Linked DNA regions of Homo sapiens: region 2 is linked to region 1. A link is an interaction called in ENCODE POLR2A ChIA-PET data of the cell type or tissue named here. Cell type or tissue: CD4-positive, alpha-beta T cell. All regions are shown on one strand.

The links. Peaks named below come from ENCODE experiments on the same cell type or tissue, not always from the same donor. Only the 100,000 strongest peaks of a DNase experiment are listed, where the experiment ranks them.
Region 2: POLR2A ChIA-PET joins it to region 1 with 17 read pairs; 6 of 35 experiments call an interaction of 5 or more read pairs at or near these places.

What each region holds. Positions count from the first base shown.
Region 1 is chr5:54,939,711-54,947,710 of GRCh38, forward strand. No RefSeq gene overlaps it. Among named protein-coding and RNA genes, the nearest start is that of ESM1, 42 kb to the right of the region's middle. In CD4-positive, alpha-beta T cell, CTCF peaks have their summits at 4,765 (motif pointing right) and 4,970; a DNase peak (open chromatin) is centred at 4,741.
Region 2 is chr5:55,093,345-55,101,344 of GRCh38, forward strand. It overlaps the pseudogene GZMAP1. Among named protein-coding and RNA genes, the nearest start is that of GZMA, 5.3 kb to the right of the region's middle. In CD4-positive, alpha-beta T cell, no CTCF peak of the experiment used is centred here; DNase peaks (open chromatin) are centred at 3,027 and 3,717; H3K27ac peaks cover 2,209 bases.

The sequences.
Region 1 (8,000 bases):
AGCCAGGGTTAGAACAGTTTTCCTGGTGCTTGGTGCAAGTCTCTTTCCGCTGTGATACCAGAAACAGAGCCAGCAGGGACTATAAGCAACAATTCTATCTTTCTGTCAAGGACTACATAGGCTCAGGGGATGGTGGGATCTTTTCTGTGCATCATTCCCTGACCCTTGACACCACTCCTGCTACTTAGTGTCTGTAACTCAACACTTCTTTTACATAAGTGTCATACTCCTGTTGCAAGGGATGCTGGCTGGGGGAGTCATTTTCAGCTGCATCTGAGTAGAAACTGAGACCCAAAGAATATGGAGGAAAGGAAGGCTGAGGAGGCTTTGCCTCCCAGGTATCTACTCCCAGGAAATGTATTATACTGTATTCAGATAGAGACAAAAATCAAACATAATGTTAAAGATCAAAGAAAATAGACTACAATTTTTACTTCCCTGGCAAAGGTGAAATGATCAATTTTATTTACATTGATCAAAGTCACGTTCCCTGAACTTGAACACCCAAGAGAATATAAAAAGGAGGTAGTCCCTTAACAAGAGGCCTCTCAATCTTAGCTGAACATTAGAATCATCTGGCAGCTTTTTAAATTTTTATTTATCTCATTTTATTTGATTGATTGATTGATTGATTTTGAGACAGGGTCTCACTGTGTCACCCAGACTAGAGTGCAGTGGGGCAATCTTGGCTCACTGCCACCTCTACCTCCCGGGCTCAAGCAATCCTCCCACCTCAGCCTCCCAAGTAGCTGGGACTATAGGCACACGCCACCACGCCTGGCTAATTTTTGTATTTTTTGTGGAGACAGGATTTCACCATGTTGTCCAGGATGCTCTGGGCTCAAGCAATCCACCCATCTTGGCCTCCCAAAGTGCTGGGATTATAGGCATGAGCCACTGCACCAGGCGGCAGCTTTTTACATACCAGTTCACTGTCTCCACCCCAGACCTACTATATCTAAATCACTGGGGTTGGAGCTCTGGCGTTGGTATTTTGTAAGCGCCCCAGATGACTCTAATGTGTAGCCTAATATTCTAATATTAGGACTATAAAATTGAGAAATAATTTGACAGATCTAACACTGCCATTTAACATAAAAGAGTATTTTGGATTGGTGTTAGTTTCCTACCACTGCTATAAAAATTATCATGAACTTAGAGGTTTAAAATAACACAAGTTTATTATCTTATAGTTCTGATGTCAGAAGTCCAAAATGGGTCTTACCAGGCTAAAATCAGGGTGTGGTAATGCTGTCTTCCTTCTGGAGGCTCTAGGGAAGAATGGTGTACCTTTTCCAGCTTCTAGAGGCCACCTGACTTGGGCTCGTGATCCCTTTCTCCATCTTCAAAGCTGGCAGCATAACATCTTCAAATCTCTTTCTCTGCTTCCATTGTCCTATTTCTTCTGTGATTCTTATAAAGATCCTTATGATTACACTGGGCCCATCCAGGTAATCTAGGACGATCTCAAGGTCCTTAATTTAATCACATCTGCAAAGTCCCCTTTGTCATGTAAAGTAGCATATTCACAGCTTCCGGGATTAGGATGTGGACATTTGGGGAACCTATTATTCTTCCTACCACAGGATCTTTTAAGAACTGGAGAAATAGCAGTAAGGACAAACAGAGATCACTTTTGGCTGCATAAATGGGTAGATTTTTAAGAACTGCCTAGAACTCAAAAATGAGGCTTCCAGAGTTTTATCCCACCACCTCAAAAAAAAGCAGATTTCAGGTAAGAATTCTGGTTAACTTTCCCTGCTACCCTCTGTTTCCCTTCTCCAAACCCCCCACCCCAACCCCATTCCCAATAAAATGCAGCTACCTAACAAAGGCCATAATGCTTTCTATAGTAAGTAAATTCTGGGGAAAATTAGAAATATGGTTTTCCAATTTTTGTCAAAAAAAATCATTTATAATTTTTTAAAGAGGGGAAAAGGCCTTAAATATGTTGAAGCACTGCCACTCATTTCTTTTCTTAGTTGGGACATGCATATACCCGTAGGCACACATTCACAAGGCTGACATTGCCCTCTAATTGGAAATCCTCTTAAAGAAGGAAAGAGAAACTTGTTGATCTCCCTTTCATTATCCTTGGGAATAAAATCCTGCAAACAGACAGGTGTCATGATGCAGAAACCTTTTCAGAAATTCCCCAGGATGAATATCCCATTTTCTCTACCATTTCTTTCTTTTTTTTTTTTTTTTTTTTTTTGAGATGGAGTTTTACTCTTGTTGCCCAGGCTGGAGTGCAGTGGCGTGATCTTGGCTCACTGCAACCTTTGCCTCCTGGGTTCAAGCGATTCTCCTGCCTCAGCCTCCTGAGTAGCTGGGATTACAGGCATGTGCCACCACACCTGGCTAATTTTTGTATTTTTTTAGTGGAGACAGGTTTCACTATGTTGGCCAGGCTGGTCTTGAACTCCTGACCTCAGATGATCCGCCCGCCTCAGCCTGCCAAAGTGCTGGGATTGGAGGCGTGAGCCAGAGCACCCGGTCCTTCCTCTACCATTTCTAATCACCCTATGGATGGGGGATTCTCTTCCTCCTAAGGTCCCACCTCCTGCTGCTTGCAATTGCAAAGGAGATACTTTGATAGATTACAAATTGTTTTCAGTAGCTGACCTAGACATAACATCACCACTTCCTGATTATATTGATATGTGTTTCTATTATTTGCTTATTTGCGCCTCCAGAAACAATTCTTTTTTGTTGTTTTACTATAAACAGCATTGCAAGGTCTCTGTATTAAATCATAATTATTTACCCATGCAGTTCATGCACCTTTGTCCCTGGGGAATCTGGTGACGTGAATTTACAGGAACGTCAGGGTATTTCTCACCAACAGTTTCCTGTTATTGATATGCTTTTGTTTAGTTGTGATCTTTTTTTTAAGCATTCAGTTTCTCAAGGGAAAAATAAACAGGCATGTGACAATTATCACAGTCATGGGATCTCATCTGGGGACCTCACGTATGTGTTTTCATCAGGGACTGGCCCCTCTGGCAAGGCCAAACACTGTGAAATTGTATAAGCAGACAATTGGTTATCATTCATTCGTTCTCTCAGTTTTCCCACATGCTTCAGATAGCTATCTTAGTAAATAAATACACATTATACTTTGTAGAAGAAATTCCACAGTCTCAAAAGAGACTGTAGTAAAATAGAAAAAAAATTATAAGAGATGGATCGATAAGAAATCATTGATTTTTCTAAGCTCTGAAGTACAGAAATCCAAGGTTGGACTTTTCAATTATGAAGTAATTATGTTAGTTAACACTGTCATGAGCCTAAGTGTTCTTGCCAACTAACGTAGAAAATTGTAGTACTTAATTACTGAATTGAGACTTCACAACACTTGGAAAGATATTAAATGTACCTAAGTTTTCCGTCTCTCTTTATTATTACTCAAATATACATTCATCATGATTTTCAATGTCTACTTTTAATTGAGAAATGAGAATCCTTATCCTCAAAAACATTCCAGAAAGTGTAGTGGTTTTTCTAAATCCTGTCTTCTATATCAATATGCTATAAAACGTGAGCTGAAAACTGACATTAGCAAACAACTTTCTAAAACTATGCTGTCCTGGGTGGTAGCCACCAGCCACATGTGGCTATTTAAATTCAAATTAATTTGATTAATTTGCTAGAGGCCATGATATGGGACAGCACAGATCACTGAACATCTTCATCATTACACAAAGTTCTATTGGGCAGCCCTGTTCTAAGAAGCAGACTCAACATGCAATAAGTAGAAAGCTAATACCTTTTGAAGTACATTTACTGGCGGAAATTGCAGCTAAACTTTTCTTATGTTTGAAAATTGTTTACTTTCAATAAGGTGGCCCCCTTAAACCTAACACCTCCTCTCCTCAGGTTTTATTCCCTTCAGAAGTGTATAAAGTATGTAGAGCTGGTAAGCCTGGAAAATGAATCAAGAATATAAAAAGGTATTGTGAAGCAACAGTATATCCTGCAGGAATAGTGCTCATCGTGGCTGACTGACAATTTGCCTGATGCAAATTGTCAAATGTATTTGTCATAATGTCATTCTTCCTCCCTCCTTTAAAATGTCAAACAAGCACAGGTTTAGGTGAATATTATAGCATGTAAATATAGAAGTCAGTTGTCTGAAAATTCCCTTTATGATATGTTTACCCTTGGCATCAAACCCCGTCCTTCTACAGTCTCTCAAATTTTATCACCTTCATTCCCACTCCCAGACTTACCTCTAGCCTGGTGACTCCTTAAATACACTAAAGAGAAAACAGAAAAATTCTCCAGTTCAAATTTTGAGTCCTGGATCTGCCACTTACCTTGAGTCATATGACCTTGGGGAAGCTACTTCACCTTTCTGAGCAACAGCTTCTCACTCCTACAACATGTACGGTGCTGCTAAGAATACCTACTCTACAAGGCCTTGCTTGTGAAGGCCTAATGGGGTGATAGGTGTGACAGCGCCAAGTGAGTCACAGAGCACAACACAAATGCAAGTGGCTATTATCGCTAGTTCAGTTACTTTTCTTTGTTGACCATGAGGTTCTGAGAGCCACAGCACCTGGGAGTCCCATAAAAGGACAAATTGAATCACTGATTTTCTCAATGTATGGAAAGCCCAAGGAAAACTGGACTCGTCAACTCATCATCAACCGTAGGATGCAATTTTCAGCTTAGAGATGTATAAAGTAATACTGAACATCAACAAATGCTTGATCGAGACCATACAAATCTTGGCCAGTAGGGGTCTCTGAACATTGCACACTGAAGCTCTTTATTAAAACTAATGTAATCTAATTACTTAAATCATCTAATCTGGGTATTTTGTTCAAAAGTCTGTGCACCTGAGTTGAAATGTTCTGTTTCAGCTGGGCACGGGGGCTCATGCCTGTAATCCTGACAGTCTGAGAGGATGAGGCAGGCGAATTGCTTGAGCTCAACATGGTGAGCGTGGTGGGTATGGTGGCATGCACCTGTGGTGCCAGCTACTCAGGAGGCTGAGGCAGGAGGATCGCTCGAACTAGGAGGAAAAATGTTCTGTTTCAGTCCTTCATAGCATCATGACTTTTTGCCGCCCTTTAAATTAATTAAATTTTTTTTCATCTTTTCTTCTCTACTAGCTCTTTAGTTATATATTTTGAAATGTTTTAGTAGTTATCCTAGAGATTTGAATATGATTCTTACTTATTTCGGTTTACTCTAAATTGCTGCCTTTATGGCTTAAGAATTTTATAAAAATTTATAGCTTTTTCTTCCTTTTTGCTACTGTTTTTATATTTTGTACCTCTTTTATATTATAAATGCTATAAGGTATTATTATTTTTGCTATTTCAAACAGCCATTATTTCATTGTTCTGGCTTTATTGAGGAATAATTGACATAAATTGTCTATTTTTTTAAAAAACTCTGTTAAATAAGTAGTAATATAAATAAATGTAAACATAACAGGATAAATAAAATCACAGTGTAGCAAGAAAGAACAGAGGGAACATTTATCCAAATAGAGCATTTCTCATTTATAGACATTCGTTCTGTTTTTCCACTCAAGCTTCACTAAAATATTCTTTTCCAAGCAAAAAGAAAAATAACTTTCTTCTGTTCCTTTTGTACTAGTCACCTCAGATTTGGTTCTAGGAAAAGGATCTCCCTGTTGATGAAAGAATGATTTATTTTCCAGTTCGTGAAATGAAACTCTTGCCAGGACTCTACCAGCAAGGCAGTTCACACAGCAAAATCTCTGACCAGGCTTCCAGCAAGCCCCTGTTGCTCCCTCCCACTGTTGGGAGATTTACATGGTCAGGCTGAAGTTCACAGAGCCAAGTTCTTAGACACCTGAACAGGGCACTGCTCTACAGTTCCTTTTTTCCAGCGTGAAATTTATTTCTTGGAGGTAATTACCTTAACTATTCCTCAATTTCTTCATCTGCACATTGTCTGTCTCAAAAGGGATATAGTGAAGACTGCATACATTGTCCCATTTAGAGTGCCAGCATGGTGCTTGGCATGTGGTAGAGGTACAATAAATATAAATGACTTTCTTCTCCTTCTTGCATTTGCATAGTCAATTCAATTTAATAAGCCTTGATTGAATGTGCAAGATCCAGCTAGCACGAGGAGGGGAGAAATGATAAACACAATGGTCTTTACTCTTGAGCCATTTACACTCTAACAGGGAGAAAAAACAAGCACACAACTATCACTTGAAGCAGAATGTGACAAGAGCCTAAGAGGGTAACAAGCAAACCTGTATGGAAGCACAGAGGAAGGAGAAAGTGTTTCAGGCTGGGGAGTTTCTGATGGTTTCATGCAGTGGGGGGCATCAGCCCTATCTTTTAAAGAGTCCTTAGATATCTGTGGTGCAGATGGGGAAGAAGGGCTTGAAACAGTGGATGAACAGAAGGAGTAAAACCATGGGAGGCAAAGTAAAGGGTTTTAGGAAATGGAGGTGGGGGTAGACCTGGAAGTTTGAAAAGGGCTATGTATGAGGAGAGGTGCCAGAGGTTGGGCTGGAAGAGAAGAGCATGGACAAGATTGAAACAGCATTGAATGTTGTGCACACTTTAGACCTTATATCCAGAGCCAGGGCCTCTCGGCCTTTTCCTTGTCATGGCACACATAGAAAATAACCATGTCTGTATAGTACACTGGGGTGAATGGATGAGCTTGCCTTTGGCTGCACCATAGCTTGGAGCTGCCCCAAATGCCGAGGGGATCAATATCTCAGCACATCTGTAACCAATTTGTGGCATGCCTGGATCCCATGGCACACAGGGCAGAGGAGTAGAATCTCTGCTCGAAGCAATGGGGCCAAGGGAGGCTTTTTGAACAGAGATGTTACAATACCAGAACTTCCTACTAAATTGTCAACATTCCAAACCATGGGTATATACGTCATGGCTGAAGTCCAGAAAGTAATGGATATCTACAGGGAAAAAGATATCAGTGTGCATTGGACTTCTGTTTGGCCTTCTATTTGCAAAGTGAATTGTTTAAATAAGGGTGCCTGACAATAATATCTTAATACATAGAAACACAATTTATCTCTAGCTTCCTGGTAGGAAATGCACAACTTGTAAAATCAAAACATATTTATATCTGAATGGCCTAAATCAAATTATCACTCTTCCAGAATAAGAAAGTTACAGAAATAAACTTGGTAATAATTTTTCCTAACTGCAAAATCTTTGCTTAAGTTTCGTGTTTTGGCAGAAACATATATTCTCAATTTTTCTGACACTTCTCTTTAGAGAAATTTTAAATATATACACAAAACTGAAATTTATGAAGGAAAAAGCCTTGTATCAAGCCTGAAAGAAACATCCAAGTTTTGCTTTTCAAACCACTTAGGGGTTGAGGGACTCTGTGCTTAGCCAGGCTGTTCTAACCTTTTCCAAAATCCCTATGACTTTTCAGTCATTTTGCCTTTCTTTATGTTAACCTCCATTGGTGCTTTACAGAAAGACCTGTCATGCATGAATCTAATGAGTAGGAGATAGAAAACAGAGGTGGACTCTAAAATAAAGCAGACAGTGATATTTTTTGTCTCTATGCCATCTTTAATGAAGATGATGAAAACTAAGTTAAAATATTTAATACAGAAAAAATTAAAAATAGATATGATAATTTCTCTCTTGGATTCTCTCTCTCTCCTCTCTCTTATTCTCTCTCTCTCCTCTCTCTCATTTTCTCTCTCTCTATCTCTCTCTCTCTCCCCTGCCCTCTTATTTTAGTGGATGGAGTTTCAATTCCTACTTAGATAATGCCATCTTTCATTGTTTTATCTCAGAAGTTGAAGATATTTTTAAATAGGCCTGAACTGCTAGAAAAAAGAATTAAATATGAGTTGTCAAGTTATTACAACAAAACTACTAGACGTACTTGATATAAATACAAAGACATGCTTGAGGAATGGGCAAAGATTTCATAACAAAGATGCCCAAAGCAATTGCAACAGAAGCACGAATTGACAAATGGGATCTGATTAAACTTAAGAGCTTCTG
Region 2 (8,000 bases), 150 kb after region 1:
TTTCACAAGCTTGGAGCTTGTGTTGGGCAGTTTGGGGTAGGATTCAAGGAAGAATGAGTTTGCTGTGAATTGGGTGTTGTCAGCAAGTGGAATAATTCTGTGATTCAGTCTCTTAATAAACCTTAATTATCTAGGAGACAGAAAGAATGGAAAGACTCAAACATGATGCCAGAGAGGACTTGTTTTTTTCTCACTTTATTAGAATCACCTGGTCTGACACTGATGTTCCATGAGAGTGTTTATGAGTAGCCAGAAAATTTGAATGCTTAGCTGTTAGTGCCAGCCTGCCAGAAATCAGGACTTGCTCCCAGACAAATAAATCTCCAGCTCTGATCTAATGGTATTTTGTCCATCAGTTACAGAGATAACTAAGAAGAGGGCTCTATCTTGAGTACATGGGGAAGCTTCCTGGAGAAGGACAGAGTCAGCCAGGAGGAAGGGAGGGAGGGTCCTTACCAGCAGGAAGAAGAGTATGTACTGGAGGTGTCTTTCTGGACAATGCATTTGGAGGAATTGGGGAGAAAAGGGAGTTAACACAAGATTTGAGAAAGAGGGGTAGGCAGGACACAGACCACAAAGCCAGGCCTTGCAAACCTTGGTAAGAAGCTTGAGCTTTATGGGGAAGGAAATGGTAAAGTGTTTTGAGTAGGGTTGCAACATTATCACCCTTGTTGTTAAATGATCATTCTGGCTGCCATGCTGAAAGTGGAGTAGGGCAAAACAGGTCTGGAAGAAAGAGTGTAAACAGTTCACACTAGCCCTAAAGGGCTGATGATGATGGTCACCAGCAGGAGTTAGGAGGAAGCCTGACATTCTGGCATGGTAGCTCATGCCTATAATCCCAGCACTTTGGGAGGACAAGGCAGGAGGATCACTTAAGCCTACGAGCTCAGATCAGCCTGAGCAACATAGTGAGACTCCCATCTCTACAAAAAAATTTAAAAATTAGCCAGGCATGGTGGTGCATGCCTTTAGTCCCAGCTTCTCATGAGGCTGAGGTAGGACGATTGCTGGAGCCCAGGAGTTGGAGGCTGCAGTGAGCTGTGATGGTTCCACTGTACTGCATCCTGGATGAGCTGTGATCACACCATAACTCTTCAGCCTAGATGACAGAGTGAGGCCCTAATTCAAAAAAAGAAAAAAGAGAGACAGAGAGAAAGCCCAGGGGTTGGCCCACTCCCATCATTGGGAATAAAGAAAGGCCTTTAGGGTTCTGTGCACTTCTGGCAAAACCTCCATACTCCTTGCCCCCCACCACTTACAGCCTGATTCCAACAGGGCATCCTAGGCCCTGAAGGACACTCCCTTCCCTGCCCCTCAGAGGGCACTCCTTGGCCCACTCCCCTGCTACATTTTCCTCCATGGCATCTAACACACCCTGATATACTTTAGATGGTGTATGTCTGCCTGCCTCCCTCACTGGAACCTAAGCTCCACATAAGAGATACTTTTGTCTACTTACTTCTATGACCTCCAATACCTAGAACAACAGTATGTGATACATAATTAGGCCCTCGATAAATATTTCTTGAATAATTTTGAATAAGAGATGGAATTAAGCCAGACAGTGGCAAATGTAATCAAAAGCAGAGAAGGGATTCTAGACTCTGGTTTCAAGCAAGTGGTAGAAGTCAGGTCTCCTTCAGGACCTGAAAATCTTACCTTTAGAAAGGAATGAGGTGGGTACAGGAGGTGAGGGGCCCATGCTGTTAGAGCTGGGAAACTCCTTCCCACCTATGACACTATGGCCAATAGTGTGATGCTGCGAGGGAATCCACAAAGAAGGTGTCAAGACTTGACCAGGGATAGTTAACTCTCCAGGGCTAAAACCTAATTGTGCGGCCATGGTAGTCCTATGCAGTTGACCATAAGAGAGCTTGAATGGGGACTGCTCCTTACAAACATGTGCTTCCCAGACTCTGATACACTCATTAAGCCCCAAAGTCCCTTTTGAAGTCTCCCTCCTCCTTGTCCTCAGATAGCAAGCATGCAGGCTGTGAGGAAGCATGAGTGGGTGAGAAGTCGGAAAGTTGCACATGCACATTTCAAGTCCTGTTCTATAGAAAGGCTCTCATCTGTGGCCATTTCACCTCACAATGTTAGCAAGGTGGGGGGCAGGAGCTTCAGTAATCAGAAGGAGCACCGAGGAAGTGGGGACACTCTAATGTCAGGAAGCATCGCCTGAAAGCAATGCAATCATAGGAATGTGACCATTGCTGTGGTGCCGTTGTGTTTTTAGCAGTTCCACAATACCAGAAGCCCCTGCAATTTCAAACTCAGCTTAAGGCAAGAAAAAATAAAAGAACTAGAATCACCTCCCTCTACCCTCTACTCAACCTGAATCATACTCCATACTCTCCCTGCCTTGACTTTGTGGAAAAATAGAAATCAAGGTGGCGAGCAAAGAAGAGGACTTAGGGAATGAAAGAAAAGGCAAAGTATAGGTGAGCAACCGAAAGCAGGTGAAACCTGCAGGCTGGTTTGCTCATGCTCAAAAGTAGGGAAGACACATTTCTACCAAAATGGAAAATGAGGACACTGGTCCCTTTCCCACCCTGCCCCACTGCACCAGGATCCCGAGTTTTCTTCCACTGGTCACAGTACCAGTCAGTTCACGAATCTAAGACTGCCTGAATAAAAACGTTTGGATTCTCAGCACAGGTTTTCAACCACAGAACTGTCAGCCACCACCATATAATTTTATCACTGACAGGTCAACTGAACTGAAGCTTACTTAGACTAGCCTAGCAAAGCACTTCTGAAAAAAGTGTCCTGTAACTTTTTAAAAATCAATTACCGATTGTCAATACAGGTTGGCACATGTCTTAAGCCATGTCCCTCATAAGACTACAGAAGCAAGTATATATTTCAATCAGGGCTATTTTGTTGTTTTTGTTACTGTCATACCTGCCCAAAACTCCATTTCCTGTCTGTTTTCTAGCTGGAAGTTAAAGCAACCATGAGCAAAGCTGTAGGAAACTTCATCTACCAAAAACAGGACAGGATGTAAAACTTCACACCGAGTGTCATGTGGCAGGATGGGGAAGCACAAAAAGAGACTCATGCAAAGTTTTGAAAACACCTTGAGAGAAGTGAACAAACATCACTATGATGGACCAAAAAACATGCAATGATGCAGAGCACTATAATTTCAAGCTGGTTGTTGAAAACTGCATGATCTGTGCTAGTGGTAGAAAAGGCGAAGATGCGGGGAGGCTTCCAAGATGGCCAAATAGGAACAGCTCCAGGCTGCAGCTCCCAGCGAGATCAATGAGGAAGACAAGTGATTTCTGCATTTCCAACTCAGGTACCTTGTTCATCTCATTGGGACTGGTTGGACAGGGTGGGCAGCCCAGGAAGGGTCAGACGAAGCAGGGCAGGGTATCGCCTCACTGGGGAAGTGCAAGGGGTCAGGGGATTTCCCTTTCCTAGCCAAAGGAAGCCATGACAGTCTGTACCTGGAGGAATGGTACACTCCTGCCCAAATACTGCACTTTTCCCATGGCCTTCGCAACCAGTAGACCAGAAAATTCCCTCCCATACCTGGCTCGGTGGGTCCCACACCCACGGAGCCTTGCTCACTGCTAGAGCAGCAGTCTGAGATCAATCTTCAATGCTACAGCTTGGCAGGGTGAGGGATGTCTGCCATTGCTGAGGCTGGAGTAGGTGGTTTTGTGCTCACAGTGTAAACAAAGAGGCCAGGAAACTCGAACTGGGTGGAGCCCACTGTAGCTCAGCAAGGCCTACTACCTCTCTAGATTCCACTTCTGTGGGCAGGGCATATCAGAACAAAAGGCAGCAGACAGCTTCAGCAGACCTAAATGTCCCTGTCTGACAGCTCTAAAGAGAGCAGTAGTTCTCTCAGCATGACGTTCGAGCTCTGAGAACGGACAGACTGCTTCCTCAAGTGGGTCCCTGACACCCATGTAGCCTGACTGGGAGACACTTCCCAGTAGGGGCTGACAAACACCTCATACAGGCAGGGGGCCCCTCTAGGATGAAGCTTCCAGAGGAAGGATCAGGCAGCAATATTTGCTGTTCTGCAGCCTCCACTAGTGATACCCAGGCAAACAGGGTCTGGAGTGGACCTCCAGCAAACTCCAACAGACCTGCAGCTGAGGGCCCAACAGTTAGAACGAAAACTAACAAACAGAAGAAATAGCATCAACATCAACAAAAAGCACATCCATACCAAAACCCCATCTGTAGGCCACCAACATCAAAGGCCAAAGGTAAATAAAACCACAAAGATGGGGAGAAACCAGAGAGCCTCTTCTCCTCCAAAGGATCGCAGTTCCTCACCAGCAACAGAGTAAAACTGGACAGAGAGTGAGTTTGACAAGTTGACAGAAGTAGGCATGAGAAGGTCAGTAATAGCAAACTTCTCTGGGCTAAAGAAGCATGTTCTAACCCATTGCAAGGAAGCTAAAAACCTTGAAAAAAGATTAGACGAATGGCTAACTAGAATAAATAGTGTAGAGAAGATCTTAAATGACCTGAAGGAGCTGAAAACCATACCACGAGAACTTCGTGACACGTGCACAAGCTTCAATAGCCAATTCCATCAAGTGGAAGAAAGGATGTCAGTGATTGAAGATCAAATTAATGAAATCAAGCAAGAAGACAAGATTAGAGAAAAAAGAGTGAAAAGAAATGAATAAAGCCTCCAAGAAATATGGGACTATGTGAAAAGACCATTTTGATTTGTGTTCCTGAAAGTGATGGGGAGAATGGATCCAAGTTAGGAAACCTTCAGGATATTATCCAGGAGAATTTCTCCAACCTAGCAAGGTAGGCCAACATTCAAATTCAGGAAATACAGAAAACACCACAAAGATACTCCTTGAGAAGAGCAAACCCAAGATACATAATTGTCAGATTCACCAAGGTTGAAATGAAGGGAAAAATGTTAAGGGCAGCCAGATAGAAAGGTCAGGTTACCCACAAAGGGAAGCCCATCAGACTAACAGCAGATCTCTCAGCAGAAAGTCTACAAGCCAGAAGAGAGTGGGGGCCAATATTCAACATTCTTAAAGAAAAGAATTTTCAACCCAGAATTTCATATCCAGCCAAACTAAGCTTCACAAGTGAAGGAGAAATAAAATCCTTTACAGAAAAGCAAATACTGAGAAATTTCATCATCACCAGGCCTGTCTTACAAGAGCTCCTGAAGGAAGTACTAAACATGGAAAGGAACAACTGGTACCAGCCACTGCAAAACCATGCCAAATTGTAAAGACCATCAATGCTAGGAAGAAACTGCATCAACTAACGAGCAAAATAACCAGCTAGCATCATAATGACAGGACCAAATTCACACATAACAATATTAATCTTAAGTGTAAATGGGCTAAATGCCCCAATTAAAAGACACAGACTGGCAAATGGGATAAAGAGTCAAGACCAATCAGTGTGCTGTATTCAGGAGACCAATCTCCATGCAAAGACACACATAGGCTCAAAATAAAGGGATGGAGGAAGATCTACCAAGCAAATGGAAAGCAAAAAAAGCAAGGGTTGCAATCCTAGTCTCTGATAAAACAGACTTTAAACCAACAAAGACCAAAAAAGACAAGGCCATTACATAATGGTAAAGGGATCAATGCAACAAGGAGAGCTAACAATCCTAAATATATATGCACACAATTCAGGAGGACCCAGATTCATAAAGCAAGTCCTTGAAGACCTACAAAGAGATTTAGACTCCCACACAATAATAATGGAAGACTTTAACACCCCACTATCAATATTAGACAGATCAACGAGACAGAAGGTTAACAAGGATATCCAGGACTTGAACTCAGTTCTGCACCAAGCAGATCTAATAGACATCTACAAAACTCTCCATCACAAATCAATAGAATATACATTCTTCTCAGCAACACATCGCACTTAATCTAAAATTGACCACATAATTTGAAGTAAAGCACTCCTCAGCAAATATAAAAGAACAGAAATCACAACAAACTGTCTCTCAGACCACAGTGCAACCAAATTAGAACTCAGGATTAAGAAACTCACTGAAAACCACACAACTACATGGAAACTGAACAACCTGCTCCTGAATGACTACTGGGTAAATAACAAAATGAAGTCAGAAATAAAGATGTTCTCTGAAACCAATGAGAACAAAGACACAACATACCAGAATCTCTGGGACACATTTAAAGGAGTGTGTAGAGAGAAATGTATAGCACTAAATGCCCACAAGAGAAAGCAGAAAAGATCTAAAATCAACACCCTAACATCACAATGCTAAAAACTAGAGAAGCAAGAGCAAACAAATTCAAAAGCTAGCAGAAGGCAAGAAATAATTAAGATCAGAGCAGAACTGAAGGAGCTAGAGACACAAAAAACCCTTCAAAACATCAATGAATCCAGGAGGTGGTTTTTTGAAAAGATCAACAAAAATGACAGACTACTAGCAAGACTAATAAAGAAAAAAAGAGAAGAATCAAATAAATGCAATAAAAAATGAAAAAGGGGATATCACCACCGATCCCACAGAAATACAAACTACCATCAGAGAATACTATAAACACCTCTATGCAAATAAACTAGAAAATCTAGAAGAAATGGATAAACTCCTGGACACATCCACCCTCCCAAGACTAAACCAGGAAGAAGTTGAATCTCTGAATAGATCAATAACAGGTTCTGAAATTGAGGTAATAATTAATAGCCTACCGACCAAAAAAAGTCCAGAACCAGATGGATTCACAGCCAAATTCTACCATATGTATAAAGAGGAGCTGGTATCATTCCCTCTGAAACTATTCCAATCACTAGAAAAAGAGGGAATCCTCCCTAGCTCATTTTATGAGGCCAGCATCATCCTGATACCAAAGCCTGGCAGAGACACAACAAAAAAAGAGAATTTTAGACCAATATCCCTGATGAACATCGATGCGAAAATCCTCAATACAATACTGGCAAACCAAATCGAGCAGTACATCAAAAAGCTTATTCGCCATGATCAAGTTGGCTTCATCCCTGGGATGCAAGGCTGGTTCAACATATGCAAATCAATAAACATAATCCATCACATAAACAGAACCAACAACAAAAACCACATGATTATCTCAATACATGCAGAAAGGGCCTTCAACAAAATTCAACAACCTTCATGCCAAAAACTCTCAATAAACTAGGTATTGATGGGACGTATCTCAAAATAATAAGAGCTATTTATGACAAACCCACAGCCAATATCATACTGAATGGACAGAAACTGGAAGCATTCCCTTTGAAAACTGGCACAAGACAAGGATGCCCTCTTTCACCACTCTTATTCAACATAGTGTTGGAAGTTCTGGCTACAGCAATCAGGCAAGAAACAGAAATAAAGTGTATTCAACTAGGAAAACAGGGAGTCAAATTGTCTCTGTTTGCAGATGACATGATTGTATATCTAGAAAACCCCATCATCTCAGCCCAAAATCTCCTTAAGCTGATGAGCAACTTCAGCAAAGTCTCAGGATACAAAATCAATGTGCAAAAATCACAAGCATTCCTATACACCAATAACAGACAAACAGAGAGCCAAATCATGAGTGAACTCCCATTCACAATTGCTTCAAAGAGAATAAAATACCTAGGAATCCAACTTACAAGGGATGTGAAGGACCTCTTCAATGAGAGCTACAAACCACTGCTCAACGAAATAAAAGAAGACACAAACAAATGGAAAAACATTCCATGCTCATGGATAGGAAGAATCAATATCATGACAATGGCCATACTGCCCAAAGTTATTTATGGATTCAATGCCATCCCCATCAAGCTTCCAATGACTTTCTTCACAGAATTGGAAAAAACTACTTTAAAGTTCATATGGAACCAAACAAGAGCCCACATTGCCAAGACAATCCTAAGCCAAAAGAACAAAGCTGGAAGCATCATGCTACCTGACTTCAAACTATACTACAAGGCTACAGTAACCAAAACAGCATGGTACTGGTAATGGCTGCACAACTATGCAAATATACTAAAATCCATTG